Regions from separate parts of the Homo sapiens genome. Here region 2 is linked to region 1. A link is a loop called in an ENCODE intact Hi-C map of the cell type or tissue named here. Cell type or tissue: K562. All regions are shown on one strand.

What was found. Peaks named below come from ENCODE experiments on the same cell type or tissue, not always from the same donor. Only the 100,000 strongest peaks of a DNase experiment are listed, where the experiment ranks them.
Region 2: it touches region 1 in a loop (5-fold over the local background); 13 of 110 quality-filtered maps call a loop at or near these places.

The regions. Positions count from the first base shown.
Region 1 is chr6:683,780-688,779 of GRCh38, reverse strand. The region is part of intron 1 of EXOC2 (exocyst complex component 2); the gene reads left to right. Among named protein-coding and RNA genes, the nearest start is that of EXOC2, 6.9 kb to the left of the region's middle. RefSeq lists enhancers at 3,911-3,990, 4,750-4,829. In K562, a CTCF peak has its summit at 2,035; DNase peaks (open chromatin) are centred at 2,026 and 4,549.
Region 2 is chr6:602,043-607,042 of GRCh38, reverse strand. All of the region lies in intron 7 of EXOC2 (exocyst complex component 2), which reads left to right. Among named protein-coding and RNA genes, the nearest start is that of HUS1B, 53 kb to the left of the region's middle. RefSeq lists an enhancer at 2,228-2,297. In K562, no CTCF peak of the experiment used is centred here; a DNase peak (open chromatin) is centred at 2,392.

The sequences.
Region 1 (5,000 bases):
AGCTCAAATGAAGAAAGGTGCAGAGGGGATTAGGGAATATACAAGGAGTGGTGAGGAGCAAAGGGAAGCTAACAGTAACCAGAAAGGACAGAAGGAGAAAGTAGGGCTGTCTGGAGGAGGATCCGACTGTTGCCAGAGAAGTAGTGCTGGGGGCTGGAAGAGTAACACCGAACTGCCTCAGTGTTGGAACTGGTCCACTTCTGAAATCCAAAGTGCAGGCCTCCCACTGTTTGCTTATAGTCCCTCAACTTTCTCAGTCTCACTCACCCCCACTGCATCTATCAGGCGCTTCTGTGATCTTCAGTCACTGTCATGCCAGTGTGCTCAGTTGTATCGTTGTTGTTCTGTAGCATCTGCCTGGCAGCTTCTCAGCCTTGGGCAGTCTCAACTCTCTGCCTCCTGTAATGCTTGACCTGAGTTGCTGGGGCCAGCTGGGGAAAATCACAGTATCCAGATCTGTGCCCCTATAAATCCATGGTCACCAGCTCAGCTGGGCCATCAAGGAATCTTCCAGAATTTTCCTCATCAGTACCCGCTTCTTATCTCTGCAGAATGTACTTTTCAGCATTTTCACGCTTTTCGAACCTTTCATCCTTTCACATCATTTACACACACTCTTAGCAAGCGGTCTTGCCACCTACATCATAAATGAAAGAGATGTAAGTGGAGAATCGCAGGGGCTTCCTGCCAAAAACTGTTCCTCCTCCCCAGTCACAGTGGAAGAGGTTGTATTTATGCTAAGACCAATCTCCTACCTGGGCTGTGGATCCCATCTACCCCGCCTTTGTGAGGACTTCACTCAGGTGTTCATGTCTTACTAAAGCCTTCCTTCTGTTGGCCTTTATACATGCTTAGAGACAGACAAGAATAAAGTAAAACAGAAAAAACTAGAATCCTCCCTTGATTTCACATTGCCCTTTTAAAATTCCTCTCTTTTTCACTTTCCTGCCACATTTCTTAAAATAGTTGTTTGTAGCCAACTTCTCACCCATCCCAGTGCTGTCTGGTTTCAGCTACGATCACTCTCCTGAAGGCCAAAGTCATTCTTGAGCTTCTGGTCACAAAATCTTGTTCCTGTCATTTCTTCAGGGTAATGCCTGGGACATAGCAAGTGTATAATAAACATTTATTTGACTGAATAAATCCAAGGATGTTTCCTTTTCACAGCCCTAGTTTTTCTGTTTTTCTGGGGTATAGGAGTCCAATACTGTCATCTTTTGAGGATCTGGGTGACTAGTCATTGTATCGCAAATCATCTTGACGGACTAGGTAAAGATACAAATAAATATTATTTGAGGATAAGTTCAGTGGCTCAGTGCCTGTAATCCCAGCACTTTGAGAGGCCGAGGTGGAAGGATAGCTTGAGCCCAGGAGTTTGAGACCAGCCTGGGCAACATAATGAGGCCCCTTTTCTACAAAAATTAGAAAAAAGTTAGCCGAGTGTGGTGGTACATGTCTGTGGTCCCAGTTACTCAGGAGGCTGAAGTGGGAGGATCACTTGAGCCTGGATCACCTGAGGCTGCAGTGAGCTATGATTGCACCACTGCACTCCAGCAGCCTGGGTGACTGAGTGAGACCCTGTCTCAAAAAAAAAAAAAAAAAAAAAAAGAATATTATTTGATAATGACTTCTTCAATCTTGTTCAGGTGATCTGTCTTTCTGGGAAAATAAAACCCTGACATCTTTTTTTCTGAAAAACTATACTTCCTAAAATACTAAGACTTACTGTTTTTATCTATGCATATAGATCTAATAAGAGTAGTAGGGCATTGGGTACTACTGGCAATAGATTTGTGAATAAATAATGCTGTGCTCTTGTATGAAACTCTTTTGTTTTCCTATTAAGTAGTGTATCTTCTTTGAAGTTTTTGTCTTCATTTATTTGTTGGGGGTGGATGGAGGGGGATGAATTTGCACTGGCCTGGTTCATTTTTGACATGTCATCAATGTCCAGTGGCATCGGTTGGAAGTCCAGTCACCTTTAGACCTGCAGCCTTTCCCTGTGCAACATAGTGACAGTCCTTGTCCTCTAGGAGGAGACATGGCATGCTAAGGCAGAGGGCTTTATGGTTCCTGGGGGAATAAAGCAGACCTCTAAGTAACTTTTCCAATTAAGATAGAATCCAGTGCTTGTTTTATGAGAACAGCTGAGTAATCCGGTATATATATAACAGATCTCTTTTATGGGGGCTCTGAGAGCTAAGTTGTCAGGCATTCCCTATATACTTGTCTGGCTTCCAGTATTCCTTCCTAGTCATCTCATGCACATTCTCGTCCCCTTAATCTCTCACCTCCAAACATTGTAGAGGGAGGGAAGGCCTTTATTCCCATTCCTAAAATAAATAAATAAAAATCAAGTGTCATTTATCAGTTATATGGTTTAAATTATTGGATTATTTTCCCAAAAGAATTAAAATATAAACAAATATGCTTTCATTTGAAACCATAGATAGTAGTTCATGTATTTTTTTGTTTGTAGAGGTAGAGAAGGAAAAGAAGTATAAAAAGAGGTCCAGGAGGCCGGGCGCGGCGGCTCACACCTGTAATCCCAGCACTTTGGGAGGCCGAGGAGGGCGAATCATGAGGTCAGGAGTTTGAGACCATCCTGGCCAATATGATGAAACCCCGTCTCTACTAAAAATACAAAAAAATTAGCTGGGCATGGTGGCGCATGCCTGTAATCCCAGCTACTTGGGAGGCTGAGGCAGGAGAATCGCTTGAACCAAGGAGTCGGAGGTTGCAGTGAGCCCCACTGCACTTCAGCCTAGTGACAGAGTAAAACTCCGTCTCAAAAAAAAAAAAAAGAGGTCCAGGAAAGCAGGATACATTAATACATTACTTCTTACCTGTTCAGTCCAACCTGGCGACAGAGCAAGACTCCGTCTCAAAAAAAAAAAAAAAAAAAAAAAAGAGGTCCAGGAAAGCAGGATACATTACTTCTTACCTGTTCAGTCCTCCCCTTCTGCAAATGGCCCTTCTGAGACCCAGCGAGTCTTCTGCCCTTATCAGGCCGTAACTCTATACAATTTGGCCCCTATGAGTTCTTTCAGATCTGTGCATGCTTGTATTTTTGTTAACTATGATTTGGGGATGGAGCAGGAGGAGCAAGAGGATTAATTTGGAAAACTGGATTACAGAGTTCATGACCCTGTCTCTGAGACTTGTCCCACTGTGTGCTGTTATATGGTAGAATTTGTGGCAGTGCTAATGTAACTTGCACTTGATCTCACTCAGGAAGTGTGGAGTCTGTGTTTATAGAGAACTGGGGAAGAAAATCACCATTTTCCCGAACCCTTTCCCCAATATCTCTGGGCAATCCCTTTGGGTCCAGCCCAACCCAGCCCAGCAGGGACAAGTCTGTCTTAGGTTAGGTTGGGCCTGACTCTAGAAAGATTTGGTGAATTCTCTACTTTGATTATATTTTATGGTGCCCTGAGAGTTGGCTGAGCCTAATTTTACTGTTGAAACTCACTAGGCAGCTCTGCAACAGGATTCTTCTGGGGTCCTCTGGACCCAAAGTGGTTCTGGACAGCTAAGGCTACTGAGATTCTGCTTGATTTGTTCCCTGGTGATGCCAGTGCTGCCAGGTTGAGGCATATATGGGGAAGGGTGGACGTTTGGGAGGGTTGTGTGTGTGTGTGTGTGTGTGTGTTTTCAAATGATTGTGGGGAAAATCACCTTTCTATAGTCTGATCTGTTAGCGAAATAGTGTTTTCACATCATGAGGCCTTCCGTGGCCTGTTGAGTAGAGGTTATCCTAGTCTTCAGTGAGTCAGAACTTCTGTATTTTTCTGGTTCCTGGCCTTCTCTAGCTGAGAAGAACATCTGGGAGCATGACAAGGTGAGACCGTGATCACTCATTTTGTTCAGATTTCTTGTCTGCTGTTGAAATCAGCGAAACTCTTCATTACTAAATAGTAAAAAGTACTGCTTTTATGATTCTAAAACTACTTTCAGTTGTGGTTTCATTTCTGATTTTTTTCTTTATATTATTACTGCTAACTTTTTCTGTGTATTTTTAGTCTGAAGTTCTGTGAAAAATGACAACTTACTGTCTTTTTTTCTAGTAGTAAATATTTTGGAAAATTAAAATTGTGCCACAGTTTTAATTTGAGAAATTAAATATGGGAAAATTATAGAATTAAAATTTTCTGACTTCTGTTGCAGAAAACACTTTAAATCCATCCCTGTATGCTTCATTAAAGGAAAAGAGGCAGATGGTTTAAAATTAATATAGTATATCTATAAGGAAAATGTATTTACTTAAGTGTACAGTATAAATTGTAAGAAAATGTGGCCTTTTGTCTTGATTTTAGTGAAATGCTTTTGTAATAGTAATTTTCTCTTTTGACCTGTGATGGATAGGAGGTTAATTGATGTTAAATGGATGCTTTGTTAATCCTTCATCAGCTACTAAATTGGTATGGGGGAGTACAGGTCAAGACTACACAAGGCCATGACCAGCTTGTTTTCTCAGGGAGGTTTATGGATTCCACCCCTCCCCCTTCTCTAAACCACACATCACTCTCTCCAGCTGCACATAGGGAAGACTCTCCTGTCTCCCCTCCCCCTCTTCCTGCGGTCCTGTCTCCCCCTCCCTAACCTCATCCTTCTCCCTCTCTGGGCTGCTGCAGAGTGACAGCTTGTAGATGTTGCGTGCGAGGGAGTTCAGCTGGCGCTGTGTGGTCCGAGTGTGTGGTCTCCCGCTCAGCCGAGAGGCTGCTAACAGGGTGGATGAGAGAGAGAGCAACACTGTTTACTTTAATTTATTTCGGATGCCGGAATTGTGCCCAGAGTTTCTCCTGAGCTTGATTCCATAGCTAGCAGCTTCAATCCTTCGCAGCTGCGGTGCGTTCTGAACTCTGGGCTGTCCTTTCCTGACAGGCACTTTCCATAGCATCTGCCTGCTTAATCCCTCACGGCTCAGAAATGTTAACGGCACTGTTGAGTGCTGTGATTATTTTGCTTTCACTATGTCAAGATTTATGGCCTTCGAGAAG
Region 2 (5,000 bases), 82 kb after region 1:
GCCTCCTTCAAGGCCACCAGCGATAGTCACTGTACGTCTGTTACCAGTTCTCAGCAGACAGCAAAGTGTGCAGTTGTGCTACCTCCTTATCTCCCAGTGACAAACCCTCCTGACATTTTACAAAAATGGATGATCGGGAAGGGATTGGTCGATAAAGATGAAAGTGCATCAAAAACCAGGAAGCTCTAACACTGGAAGTGAAACGCAAATCCACCAAATGGAGAGTGACGGAAGGAATAGCTGGCTGTGGGGATGTAGGTCCTCCTGTCTTTGAGACTCAAGAGTAACTCAGTGGAGGGGAACTTCCCAACAAAGGTGAGCAAATGTGAAGAAAAGCATGAGATGTCCCAAAGGAAGCAATGCTCAGAGAACCTCAGAGATGTTTCATGATGTGGACGGTGCAAAGGAAAAAATATCAGAAGTTGATTCACGCTTAGAAAGGAGCAGGATAATCTGTCAGAGCACAGAAAAGAGGCTTGATTCATATTGTAAATATTACAACAAAAAAGAAGGCAAACACTCTTGATAAGTTTTTCTACAAAGAAATATGACGCTTTAATTTTAAATGTTTCTGATGTTTTATTTTTTATTTTTTTTCTTGTGATGTGGAGATTCTTTTTTTTATTATTATACTTTAAGTTCTAGGGTACATGTGCACAACGTGCAGGTTTGTTACATGTGTATACATGTGCCATGTTGGTGTGCTGCACCCATTAACTCGTCATTTACATTAGGTATATCTCCTAATGCTATCCCTTCCCCCTCCCCCAACTCCACGACGGGCCTCAGTGTGTGATGGTCCCCTTCCTGTGTCCAGGTGTTCTCATTGTTCAATTCCCACCTATGAGTGAGAACATACGGTGTTTGGTTTTTTGTCCTTGTGATAGTTTGCTGAGAATGATGGTTTCCAGCTTCATCCATGTCCCTACGAAGGACACGAACTCTTCCTTTTTTATGGCTGCATAGTATTCCCTGGTGTATATGTGCCACATTTTCTTAATCCAGTCTGTCATTGATGGAAACTCACTCAAAACTGCTCAACTACATGGAAACTGAACAACCTGCTCCTGAATGACTACTGGATACATAACAAAATGAAGGCAGAAATAAAGATGTTCTTTGAAACCAACAAGAACAAAGACACAACATACCAGAATCTCTGGGACACATTTAAAGCAGTGTGTAGAGGGAAATTTATAGCACTAAATGCCCAGAAGAGAAAGCAGGAAAGATCTAAAATTGACACCCTAACATCACAATTAAAAGAACTAGAGAAGCAAGAGCAAACACATTCAAAAGCGAGCAGAAGGCAAGAAATAACTAAGATCAGAGCAGAATTGAAGGAGATAGAGACACAAAAAACCCTTCAAAAAATCAGTGAATCCAGGAGCTGGCTTTTGAAAAGATCAGCAAACTTGATAAACCGCTAGCAAGACTAATAAAGAAGAAAAGAGAGAAGAATCAAATAGATGCAATAAAAAATGATAAAGGGGATATCACCACCGATCCCACAGAAATACAAACTACCATCAGAGAATACTATAAACACCTCTACGCAAATGAACTAGAAAATCTAGAAGAAATGGATAAATTCCTGGACACATACACCCTCCCAAGTCTAAACCAGGAAGAAGTTGAATCTCTGATGTTTTAAATTGTATATTAAATATTAGTTGTACTTTAAAAAATTGTTATTCATTCGTAACCAACAATAAGTGAGTTTTTAATGTTTCAACAAACGTTTTTGGATATCACAGAACAAATGTAATTTTCCCATTGATTATTAGATGGTCTTGCTGGATTTTAGCTTGCACAGCCCCTGTCATAGCCCTGCACACTGTGCAAAGCCAGGCCTGCCCATGGGGTGTTGTACCACCTCTCTGAGTAGTAAGAATACTGGTCATTGATTCAGACAGCAATTTTTAGTCCTTCCTCTGTAAGCATTTATTGAGCACATGTTTGTTTTATCCTAGGGATATAAAAATAAAACTTGTACTTTACTTCTAGAGATTATAACTGAATGGAAAATACACATATTCAGGTGATCAAATGATGGTTTGATAATACTGCTCTGGTGGGAGTCCTCAGGTGTGGCTACAGCCCACAAAAGGGGAAGCAAGCCAAAAAGTTGAGTGCAGAGAATACCAGGGGAGGACACAGGAGCCTTAAGAGAGGAGCAGGAAGTACCCAGACAAGCAGAGGCCGGCGGTGGGCGGCTGAGTGGAGGGAGGCAGGTGTGTCCCCGCGGGGCCAGCGCGTGAGTTCAGAGACAAGCAGAGGCCAGCGGTGGGTGGCTGAGTGGAGGGAGGCAGGTGTGTCCCCGCAGGGCCAGCGCGTGAGTTCAGAGAGGAGATAGGCCGCAGCCCAGGAAGCAGGGTCCAGTGTGGCTGTGTGCAGATAGGAGAGGTGTGGCCGCAGGGTAGACGAGGTCTGCCCCTGACGAACTGGCTGTGCAGTAGTGTGGAATCTGTCTTTATTCTGAAGACAAATAGTGAGCCATCGCAGAAGTTTAACAGAACGATAGGAGATTTTTAAAGAGCAATCTGCCATCTGTATAGAGAATGGACGAGAAGGGAGGTACGCCAGAGGCAAGAGGAGAGCAGCCAGAAGTGGACGGTAGGCATGTTAAGCCAGGTCAGCAGTAATGTGTGTAGTAATGGAATAAAGTAACGTGAGGGTGACGTGGCTGCTAGTGAAGGTAGAGCGAGTGGCAGGTGAGAAAGGTGAAGGGACAGGGAAGGTTTGACATGTTACATAGGGAAAAGGAAGTAGTCATTGGTGATTTACAGATGTCTGGCCTCAGATGGATGAAGGAGCACGTTTGGCGCATAAGGAGAGGCATAGAGATGAGAACATTCAGTTCAACATGTTGAATTTGAGATTCCTGAGGGTCGTGCTGATGGGTTTTGCTAGCTCTCACTATGTCCCCATGATGTCACACTGGGCAACTTGAATAACCTCTGTGTCTCAGTTGCCTCCAACATAAAACGGGGGTAAAAACAGTGCCTGTCTTACAGCGACATAACCATGTGCAGGTGAACTAATACCCATGAGGGTTTTCGAATCACACCTGGCATAGCATCAGTGCTTCCTGTCGTTATTAGCTGTCATTATTGTATGTCCAGTGAAAATATTCCTGTCATTATTAGCTATCATTATTGCATGTCTAGTGAAAATATTTTTAAGGATTGGTCTTACGCTCGCAAACACATCTTGAAACACAGATTTGGGAGTCACCAGCATAAAGATGGTAGTTGGACAAACAGGATTGAATGATTTAACCCAAGTACCACGTGCAAAATGAAAGAAGAATGCTAAGGATTTGGAACACTAGGGAATATCCAGAAGGGCCAGGATGTGGAAAAGAAACTGACGTTTGCTCAGTGGCTGGCTGGCAAATATTTCACAACATGCATTCAAAAAAAAAAAGAAGAAGATAGAAAAAATTAACCTAATATTAGCATTTCCCAATTTCCAAGGTGTAAATACTCCCATTGGGGTTGGTTTCAAGCTGCCAACTCAGCTTGGAGGTGAAGAGATACTGACAGTTGCTCTTGAGAGGGGTACGTGCTGACGTCAGCTCTTTCCTCAGTTCCATCTACTCCACACAGAGTGTCAGGCATAGTGCTGTGAAACAGGCTTTCAGTACTGTTAATGATCCTGTCCGTATAGCATCGTTATGGTATAGCCGGCAGCCTATCTCGTCATTTTCTAGCCTGTTGAAATTGAGGTAGTTAGGTCTCTTTGTGAATTTGTACATTTTAGGGTTACTCTGATATTCCAGGCACCCTAATGTTTCACTTCCTAATCTCATTCAACTTGCTTATTCCTGGGATACATTGTGCTGTGGTGGGTGGGGTAGCAGGTGAGGGGGCGTTCCTTCTGTCCTGCCTCTGACCTCTCCAATTCACAGCAAGTGGAGAGCAGATTAGAAATCACTTCCGTGATCTGTCTCAAGTGTCAGTACCAAGGAAAGGACCAAATGGTCACTTTGAAATAAGAGAAAGCATAATATTTACTTTAAATAAACATGGTTGAAATTATAAGACACCATCAGAATTACAGGACTAGGTTTTCTAGATGACTGGAGTTCCTGGCACATACAAAGATGTTTGTTCCGTTGTTAAGGATGTAAGATCACTGGGCAGGTATGAGTTCCACCGACTGGTGTGTAATGCTACCTGGACTTTCCTTCCCATCTTGCACTGTAGGGAAATTTTACTGCTCCACAGACCCGACTACACTGGTGGCAACCACGCTGTGTTTACATCATTGCTGTTAGTTCTTGCAGTTCCTGTGTGACCGAGACAGTGAGAGGCATTGTCCAAATTCACTGGTGCTGGAGACCATCTTTGGGTGAGGAGAAAGGACCAAGTTCCAGACCTTGGTTTGCCCAAGGCTGGCAAATAGAGATCAGGGTTTGTCCTACAGCCTATGAGGCCAAAGTCATGGCCATCCACTCCAGGTGGACTTGTTCTGTGGTTGGACACTGATGTTCAAACCCTTACCAGCTGCCTTAAAATTGGGTGTTCTTGGTGTGAGAATGTGTGTGGATTTGCACACGGGGTGTTCTTGGTGTGAGAATGTGTGTGGATTTGCACACGGGGTGTTCTTGGTGTGAGAATGTGTGTGGATTCGCACACGGGGTGTTCTTGGTGTGAGAATGTGTGTGGATTCGCACACGGGGTGTTCTTGGTGTGAGAATGTGTGTGGATTCGCACACGGGGTGTTCTTGGTGTGAGAATGTGTGTGGATTCGCAGACGGGGTGTTCTTGGTGTGAGAATGTGTGTGGATTCGCACACGGGGTGTTCTTGGTGTGAGAATGTGTGTGGATTCGCACACGGGGTGTTCTTGGTGTGAGAATGTGTGTGGATTCGCACACGGGGTGTTCTTGGTGTGAGAATGTGTGTGGATTCGCACACGGGGTGTTCTTGGTGTGAGAATGTGTGTGGATTCGCACACGGGGTGTTCTTGGTGTGAGAATGTGTGTGGATTCGCA